Regions from separate parts of the Homo sapiens genome. Here region 1 is linked to region 2. The links are chromatin loops, found by intact Hi-C in ENCODE. Cell type or tissue: gastrocnemius medialis. All regions are shown on one strand.

What was found. Hi-C counts contacts between places; a loop is a spot of excess contacts. Peaks named below come from ENCODE experiments on the same cell type or tissue, not always from the same donor. Only the 100,000 strongest peaks of a DNase experiment are listed, where the experiment ranks them.
Region 1: it touches region 2 in a loop (4-fold over the local background); 1 of 110 quality-filtered maps calls a loop at or near these places.

What each region holds. Positions count from the first base shown.
Region 1 is chr6:126,714,413-126,719,412 of GRCh38, forward strand. All of the region lies in intron 3 of LOC105377992 (a long non-coding RNA gene), which reads left to right. It overlaps LOC105377993 (a long non-coding RNA gene), which reads right to left and starts at 2,998. Exons shown (of 3, transcript XR_001743837.2): 1 at 2,921-2,998. RefSeq lists enhancers at 4,444-4,523, 4,534-4,673 and a silencer at 4,754-4,863. In gastrocnemius medialis, no CTCF peak of the experiment used is centred here; a DNase peak (open chromatin) is centred at 2,929; H3K27ac peaks cover 2,187 bases.
Region 2 is chr6:127,119,563-127,124,562 of GRCh38, forward strand. The region is part of intron 1 of RSPO3 (R-spondin 3); the gene reads left to right. It overlaps LOC105377989 (a long non-coding RNA gene), which reads right to left. Exons shown (of 14, transcript XR_002956387.2): 4 at 1-2,174. Among named protein-coding and RNA genes, the nearest start is that of RSPO3, 3.4 kb to the left of the region's middle. In gastrocnemius medialis, a CTCF peak has its summit at 2,020 (motif pointing left); DNase peaks (open chromatin) are centred at 1,382, 1,679 and 1,999; H3K4me3 peaks cover 2,317 bases; H3K27ac peaks cover 4,090 bases; H3K27me3 peaks cover 859 bases.

The DNA.
Region 1 (5,000 bases), 410 kb before region 2:
CAAAAGCTATTTCCTTTTTAACTTTGATCCACTATTCATAGTTCTATCCTCTGAAGTTACTTTTTCTTTCATGTAATACCTGTCAATTATTGAATGTAGTTATTATTTCGCTTATTCCCTAAATTCTTCCCATGTCAAGACTTCTAACCTCCTGCAACCATTTCTCTCCTTTAAATTAAATTCAGTCAAATTAACATTAATTGAATGTAACCATGGGCCACACTCTGTGGAAGAATCTCAGAATACAAAAATGATCTACAGTCTGTAGTCTTGAGAAGTCACAACTGGGACAGGGAGACTGAGAGACATACAATCTTATCACTGCAATACATTCTAACAAATGTGAAAAAGAGGCTTGCATAAGCTGGAGGTGGCCTGGAGTGATTAGATCTGCCGAGGGAAGCTGGGAAATCCATGTCTAAACAATAGCATTTTCTCACATGAAAAATTAAGGAAAGGCATTTCAGGTAAATCAAAGTATGTGTGTAAGACATTGCTGTGTGTAAAGCAAGTTGTGTTAGGAGAATGGGGCACACATACAGTATTTTAAAATTTTCAATATGAAGCTTCACTGGACCCAGACATTTTATTTACATAATCAACTAGGGGCTTTTTTCCCAATCTTCTAACCTGTCTTGAATTTCTATTTCCTTTTTAAAATGCTTATTTTTCCTTTTCTAGTGTAAGAATAACCTTATTTTACAGGGGAGAGAGAGTGACATAAAAATTAAGGATTTGGGTGATCTCACAATATTCTTGAACACCAGACCCTCCTATGCAAATCAACTGGTCTGTTTCTCTCTTGTCTTGATTCTTGCACCCCAAATAACTTTAAAGTACTTTCATTCTTCAGATTCTTAGCTCATCACAGGCTTTATCCTTACCAACACGATTCCAGTCCCACTCTTCCATTTGTCAGTGACCGTTTACCCTCCCTGTGTTTCTTATTTTTATTAATTTAAAATATTCCCTGAGAGAGTTATCAGTGCTTTTTAAGTGCATTACAATAGTTAATTATTTAACAATTATTAATCGTTGTTTCAAGAGCTTTAGATACATTATTTCGTTCAATCTTTACAATAGGCTTATAAAATGATTATTACTATTTTTCACAATTTACAGATGAAGAAATAAATTCTGAGAAGATACACAATTTAGCTACAAAACTTCATTTTAGTACTGGCTTTTTAAAATCTACATTGTACCTGCAAAACTGTGACTTTTAAATCCTTCCCATTTTTTACATCTTGGCCTTATTCATAATTGAAAGTGAGAAAATGTCATTTTTATTTCCTGCTAATGTTTTTTTCTATCCTAGAGTATATAACCATATGAGCAATCTTCTTTTTGAACATTTTGAAATCCCATTTTTGTTTTAGCCAAGCACTCATTGAACACCCCCAGAATGACCTCATGTGCAGATGCTCTACTGAGGTTCATAGCTGAGCCCAATAATTAAGAAATTAAACTGGGGCTCCTTTGGACGATTACTGCAATTCAAATGACTTATTTCTTGGAATTCATGGTTCTCATTTATACATAATTGCTTATTTTAAGTCATATGGCCAAATCAAGAATGATAGAGTAAGTACCAGAATTTAAACTTAAAATTACAAAATTAGAAAATTACAGGAATAAACATGAAGCACCTTCATTAATTCCTGAAATCTGGTATTTTTTGTACCTTTTGCTGATCTCCCAACTTTCCAGACTCCCAGGCCCTCATCCAACCCAGGGATGCCCATTGGGTAGCCACAGATATTACCATCTGTTAAGCTTTTAAATACCTCTGCCATTACTTTAGACCTAAAAATAACTCGGGCTTGGGATCATCGCAAACATTTGTTGGCAGATGCTAAAAATACAAATGGGAAATTCTGCTATATTAGCTTTTATAAGATGTAAAAAATGTGTTTTGTCAAACCAAAAGACATACTTAGGAGACTTGTGGGTAAGAAGGATGGCAACTTATTGGAAGACAACAAGGGGAAATTGAGCTGGAAGAGGAACAAACAGAAGTGAAGTTGGGGACTTTGTTAAAGGAAAGTACACTTGTTATTAGTCTGCACGATATAATTCTTTTTGAAGGAAAGTAAGCTTACAAAAGCAGGGCAGTGTCTGTCCTGCTTTTGTTCCTGAGAACATGAGAAAAAAAATGAGAACATACACATTCTATCAAATGATCAGTATATGAAGCAAATTATATCCTGTTAACAGGCAAAACTGGTACCATAGAGATGGTGATGGGTCTGAAAGAACACACAAGATGTATTAGAACAGATATGTACTTTTAAAATGATCTCCTATATAACTGATTTCCTTTTATAAAAGGAATCACTGAGAACTGTTTCTGATCTTGTTCCTAATTTTATTTCTTCTAATGTGAAAATGCCTATCAGGCATTTCTTATTGAAAACTAAAATAATGTCCTTGCCAATCCCAGAAGAGGAGAAAGGAATAACTCCTGGGGAGAAAGAAGGGGGAAGAAGAAGGTGTGAAGAGTGTTGAAGTAAAGGAATGCTGTTTTGGCATCTCATCCATGTCGGTGACAGCAGGTGCCACAGAGGAAAAGACAACCAAATAAAGGGCAAGGAAACCAGGAGAGCAGACACAAAGGGGGAAACAGATCCCTCTGCCCTGTGCCTCATTAATCTTGTCAAAAATACTTGCTGCTGAGAAATGCTAATCTTCTCACTCCCCAGAGTAGCCTCCCTCACAAGAATGTTTTAAAGGCCTGGTATATCTAATGACTGAGCCATTTAATAAATTACTTACTTACGTTACTATAAAAGCTAGTCCAGCAGCTGTAACCTACATGTAAAGCACTAAATCCTTTTACCTGATTTCTAAAGGTTTCTCTAAATCATATTTAGTGACAGGGTGAGGTACACAGGAATCAGGATTTAGTGGCAGGGCATACCTCATGCTGTTTCGAGTAGGTCAGGAGGTCTGACTTGGATTTCTTCCCAGTAACCTGATCTAGGTGAATCAGCAGGTTATAAATGAAAGTCAGTTTCTAAGATCTCCTGACTTTCTTCAACTATCAGGAACTTTATAGGAACCTGGTGAGAAACAGGAAAAGACCAAGAGATAATAAATAACATTGACCAATATTATGGTATTGCAATTTCTCTTTCCTAATACAATGTAAAATGTAGTGCCATTTTTGGACAAGCTAATTATTTGTATAGATTCCTGAGTTTGTTATTTTTGTTAGCCTGAATAAATATCTAAATGATTGGAAAATGTTTAAGAGCTGAAAGCCTTTTCTAGGTCACAAAGTATAACATTAGATAGTGGTTCTTCCAAGGGCAGGTTCTAATACTTTCATATGTTTCTATCACTCATTATATGAAAATTCCTCATTTTAAACCCTCACTTTAAATCACAGGAAGGAAGACAAGTTAGAAAAGGAGAACAAAGGAAACAAAATGTATTGGAAGACTTGTCACATTCAAAGTATTGACATTCATTGCCTAGCTTCATTCTCACGGCAACTTTTGGACGAATTAAACTTCTGCTCAAAGACAGTCACAATAGCTATAATAAAATTAGTGTTTGATTCTAGCTTTGTCTAATTGCAAAGCCTGAACTGGAGGTAAATGTCTGGTGTAAGCAAACTTCCACTGCCCCTTAAACCATACCTCACTGATAATTGTCTCTTGTCCTACCCATAGCCTGGTTCTGCACCACTTTCTGCACCAATTTATGTCGTATTTCTAAAGGTTATTTTTCCCTTCTTTATTACTATTTTCAGTTAAAAGATTTCTCAGTTAGCATGGCTTAGTAAATCAAGAACTTACATCTGTACAATCTCAGAGAAACCCAAGGGCATCACAAGCACCACTAGTGACATGTTTCCTTCATTGTAAATGGGCAATAGCACTTGCTGTTTTTGAATGCCATGAACACATTGGGAATATTCAGCTACTTTGTGGGTCAATATAGAAAAATTATATTAAATATGAAGAAACGGTCCCAATTTTCTCATCATATTGAAATGCCAATAATTATAATAGCTCACAGATATGTTATGAGGATTGACAAAGTACCACATGGAAAGCGCAAAAGGCAGCTCACAGCTTAGGAAAAGTGTTAAGTCAATACTAGCTTTTATTAATGATGTTTTTATACTTATGAGTAAGATTATTGGGTTCCTATTCTCTAAGAGTTCACTAGCTCCAGAACCACACAGTAAAATGCTTCCTCTCTTTATGTCCCTTCCAATGTCAATTTCACTGCTTCTGTTCTATATTCCAGAAGTGTGATTGGTGATTAATGAAGTAAATATAAGAATAAGCTCTAGATGATAAGAAACTGGTTATATTTGCAAATACAGCCCTCAGTAACCTGTATACTTATAAATAACCTGAGATTTCTGCCCCCATATGTACCAAAACAGTAACTGAAATATAGTTTCTACACACTCACCTCCCAACCCTTTCTTATCCTGTAAAATAACTAAACAGGAGACTGTATGATCATAGCTGAATAATAAGGCTCTGCCTGTATCGGTTACCTTTTTCTGAAGGTCCTAAGGTCCTAATGTGTTTCAGGAATGTCTACCTTTGACCTTGCTAGTCCATACTCTGAAACGTCTAATTTTATTTTTATGCTTTTTGTGTACTAGGGTGAGGGCAGGCAGGTAAAGGTTAGGTTGTGTGATATTCAGAGGCTGGAAACTGAAACCCCCTGTTTCTCACAGCACAGATGTGGTGCAGACAGCCCGGGCCTCTACATTTCCTCGCTGTGCCCTAAAAATGACCTTAACCCTGACATAGAAAGAGAAGCAACATCACTGTGAAAGGCTGTTGCTGGCTGGCTGTGTGAGAGGGAGCAGTTTTCTGAGTGTGGGGCTGTGTCCCATTGGCCTCTCCTGTGTCATAACACTTCCAGTCTCTCCAAGTTGACCTGGATCCTCTGAAGCCAAAGAAAGGTCAAAGTTAATTCTTTGTGCCCATCAAACTCATTTTATGAGTTGTTTTTTTCCATGAACCAGT
Region 2 (5,000 bases):
AGTTCGGTCCTGGGTTAGACTCGCACCCGGGATTTGTGCTTTCCTTTTGAGGATCGGACAGGGGCACCCAGCCGAAGGCACTTGGGACTCCCAGACGCAGGATGCCTCTGACCGCTGAGTAAATGACAAGGGAGGCGCGGCCGCGGTACCCGCTCACCTAGCGCAACCGCCTCGCGCGGGGAGACCTCGGCTGGGCCCTTAGGCTGGACTCCGGTAGCCGAACGCCCGCTACCCGGCCAGGAAGCCAGGGAGCGAGCGCCTGCGCGGCCGCATCCCCGACACGCACCAGCGGAGCCAAAGGGCGCGCGAGGCGATGGGGTTCGCGTGTCTGCGCGTTTGCAGAGCTGCCGGACGTCCCCCGCCCGAGGGTTGAAGACAGCAAAACCCCAGCTGTGGGGAGCCGGAGGTGCGGAGTTTCCAGGTTCTCTCTTGTCACATGTGAGCGTCTGTACCATCTCTGGCCCTTTCAAGTGTGTCCCCTGGGACACACACGTACAGAGAGTGGGGTCTCCCTAAAGATTCGCCTCCTCGCTGCCCTTAATGCTGTTATTTGGAGGGTTGGATTGTGATGGCTTCTTAAGACGGTGTCCTAGCTGGAATTAAGCGGACACCACCACGGCAGCCTCAACCTGGGTTGGTCTGTCTGAAAGGTAGAATCTTCCCAAGATGAAGGGACAGATGCGAAGGTGTCACCTCTCCTCGCTCCAGGGTAGCCTGGCGCCCTCGCTGCTCTAGTGTCTGTGTTCCCATGGGGAGTCCTTTCGCAGATCTCAGAGCAGGGGCGACCCTGGCTCTATGGTTGGGGGCGCTGGTGGAGAGAGGGAGGAGGAAACTTCTCCTGGAGCTCGCGAGGGGCAGGAAGCGATGCTGCTGCTCTGGGCTCTCGCACCTCCGCGGCGTGCAGCCCAGGCCCAGCGGCCCCACCTGGTTTCCCAAGGGGATCCCTCTCCCAGCGTCCCGCCCGGGAAGCCTTTCGGGGCAGACGTCGGGGCAGCGCGGAGGACACAACACCGGCTTGTGTGAGATGGAAATTTAGTAATCGCTTCTCGGCCGCTGTTTGTCCCTGCCCTGCCCCTGGGCATGAGGGTCCCCTGAAAGCTCCCTTTGTATTGCTGGCCTCGGCCAGACAAGGTTTGATTCACCTGAAAATTGCCTTTTAAAAAGGTGGCAGTGCCAGAGCGACAGGGGCCCTGGCCGGGCCTCACCGCCTTTAGGATCACCTAGCAGGGGGCAGGAGAGCCCAAACTAAATATGTCAGGGCATCCGATTTATTATTCTTGGCCTCCGAATGGTGTGTACTCTGGTAACTCCCCACCCACTCTTTCATTCCGGCCCGGACGCGGAAGGGGAGGCCTGGGGTTCAGCGGTGTCCACGCGCCTGGCGGTCCCCGCCTCCTCTCCTCCCAGGGTCTGGCCTGGGGAATTGAGTCTCAGGGTCAGTGGGCATAGGGAGCCCGGGCTGGAGCGCAACCCACTCTGCTTTCCATCCGCTCTTCCAGCCCGTGCCCATTGGGCGTCCCAGAGCACGCTCTCTCCTTTACCCCCACCGAGGACCCCCGGGCTGGGAGCCACACACTTGTCAAGGAGGGACAGGGTACTGAGTGTCAGAGGCGTCTCGCTTTGCAGTTTTGGGGCCCCTGATTCTGAAGGAAGACACAGGAAAGAAAGCTTGTAGTCCTTTTGTGCCCACCTCCCCCAGCGAGGACCACGGCGCAGGAAGCTTTCCCCGGGCGCTGCCTCAGGGAGCTGTGGGATGATGCACCTCTAGGTTGGGCCGAGAGGAGTCAAAAGGCAAACTGCTTTTCGACCTGCCTTAATCATCTCAAGGCCAAGTCAAAGGAGACCTCTGTTTGTGTTGAGGGGATGAAAGAAGGAATAGTGGAACTGGGTTGCAATTCCAATTTTTCTGTGGGAGTGGGACTGGGAGACAGCACCCACAGCGATGCTCTTGCTCCTTCGCACTTGAGTCTGCGTTTGCGGCTTGGTTTGCTGGTGCAATCCTGGTAGAGGGGCGACCCCTTGCGTCCTCGGAGGAGACAGACTAGACTCTTGGCAGGTGCAGTATGACTTAAGGAGGAAGGAGTGGAGGGTAGAGAGGTCCTCTTTAAATGCCCAGAAACTCAAGGTCAAACTGCATGTGCACAAACTCAGATATACCGTTTGTTTTGAAATCTCTGGGGGAAAAAAACGAACAAAAAGATTCAATTCACAGTTCCTGTTTCTCAAGTAAGGACTAGGAAAAGTTTTTAAAATGAAAACATGTGGTCAAACGTGTTTTCAAAAGAGGCTGGCTATCCTAATTGTTTCTTCAAGAGACAATTAAGTGAATATTTAAGGAGTCTTCTGGCCTGTAGTTATATAGTTTCAATTTCCTAAGCTTAAAATCATCAATAAAGATATGACAGGTAGAAAATTAGGTGTTAAAAACTTCTACAAAAAATTTAATGGTCTCTCTTGATTTAGTAGGAAACTTTTTTGTAAACAAGAACATTCATTTGAAGTGTTAAATATTGTCATGTCCAAAGAATCATGCATTATCCTCAGAAATAGCAAATAAAGCCATATCAGTATTCTCCTGTTTCCCTAAAACAACTGTAATTCCATTTGTCTCTACTTTGATATAAACTAGTGATCCTAGTTATTACAAACTAGTGTTTCTTCTCATAAAAGAAACAATGTTTTAAGACAAGACCCTTGTACTTTAAAATGTCTATTTAGTTATGGGTGAATAAATACACAATAAATTTTTATCTATTTGAATTGGTATACAGCTCTTAAAAATGACTCAACCTTTGAATTCCAGATTGTGTGCTAATAACATTAAGAAGCACTTTTTTTTTGCCATAATGATAGCCACAGAATCTTAGTGGGGCCTCACATTTTCACGTGGATTAGTTGCTTGGGCCCTGAAATAGCCACTGAAGTGAAGAAGCAGGTACTTATCTTCCCATCTTAGAAAGAAAAGGCCTGAGAACTAGAGGCTCAGTAACCTACATAATGCCATATATCTAGCAAGTGGAACTTGTCTCCTGCCATGAATCTCACAGTTATGTACACCTTTATTCTATATTCTGGTCATAGAGAAGATATCAGGTTTATTAAGTAATAAATTAGATGGTCTCAAGGCCATCATTTATTCAATAGGTTTAGAGAATAAACTGTTCTCCTTGACTGGAAATTTTTGAACTCATTATTTTATATAATGGTGATCAATGTCAAAGAATTAAATACCTAATAGTAAAGTTTTCTAAACGGAATATATCATTTGATTATCTAGGAGATACTATGGGATTATTCTGTGCCAGAAGGTTATTGTTAGAAACATCAGATGGCATTTAGCATCCTTTTTATTTGATGCCATCTAGTAGCTCGGTTTTAATTGTTCAGACTCTAGATAAATGCAAGTTTTGAAAAGCCATTATATGCATAATAATTTAAAAGCACTCATTGCACAATCTATAAAACTTCGCAAGTCTTTCATAAAGACGTCTGAAGAAAGAGAGAAAGAATAAAAAGGAAATAATTTTCATGGTAATAAAATAAAAACAGACTATTGGAATGTACTGGTCATTGCTCATGACATTGTTTCAGATGTTGAGCCAGTCTTTGAAATTATGACACACCCTTTGTGATTATGTTGTGAATCCTGGAAAATAACAAGTTAACTGATAAAATAGAAAAATCTTTAATTCTACTATACATTTTGTAATATTAATTTCAAATGAAAGTTTGGTTTGGATATTGACTACAATGTATTTTTCACACTTGTCTACGTTTCTCACCAGTCTGCCTTATTTTTGAGAGTAACAGTGTTTTAAAGATACAGACACGAATAGAATTTGCTGAAGAAAGTGTATTCTTTGATACGTCGTGTAACAGCTGTATAAATCAAGACAAATGCAAATTCATATGCGGTAGTGGCAACATCTAAATGCAAGGAAAAACATCTTTGTGAACTCAAATTTAATCATCATTACATTATCAGGGTTGTTTCTCAAAATATCCCATGGTGACACTATTTTAATTCCGTTTATTACTTTAATAGAAGGATTTTAACAAGAACGTTAGAAATGGTAATTTTAAAATACCTTCTTTTTAGCCCCAAGTTACTCAAGTAATGAGAATGTAAGAATGAGTATGAAACTGATTTAATGTTGTTATTTCAATATTCCTTTAAACATGAAATATGAAGAGTATTTGAACTTGCAAATAGATAAGCTTTACTAAGTCATTTCTCCATTAAATAATTCCCTGGCATTTAATATTGTACAAATTAGGTCCCCAGAAAGCAATGAATGGAAATTACAACGTGTAGTAAAATTTTATTTTCCAGTTATTATGGGGAAACCCTTGCTGCATTGCTCCAAAATGAATTTATTAGACATCTGATTATTTTAGATTATTTGAATCTGGACAGAGATCTCCAGATTGCTACTAAATGTCTAAAATATTTTCTAGTTCAATGGTTAATCTTTTTTTAGTTGTAATAATTCTTTTGAATCCTATGCAATGTTGGCAGAGTACTATGTAGAGTTTTCAGAGCCCTATGTAGAGTTAAGACCAAAATACACCTCTGCAATTATAAGAATGAGCTATGAAAAAATAAAACTATTCTAGATATACTGATTTGCCAAATTGTCTTTTCCCCTTTGTCTCCATCCCAATGTTTCATTTTGGACATATCTTGATCTCTCTCTTCCTACTTCTTCACTATTCACTCACATATCCCATCCCCACCCCAAAAAAATTATTTTCCAAGTAGTGAATTCTTGAAATGCCATCAGAGTGGATATTGTGTTTCATGAAATGTAAGAAAAAACTTTGGTTACCATTAGGAAAACATCATTCAGTTTTAAGAGCACAGTAAGGATCATGCAAGACAGTGTGTTGAAATTATGTTTGACTTGGTTAGGACTATTTCTTCTAACAGTGCATTATGTGCTGGCATTTTTTTTTTGAAAATAATAATTTGAAAAAATGTTGCATCATAAATTGCACAG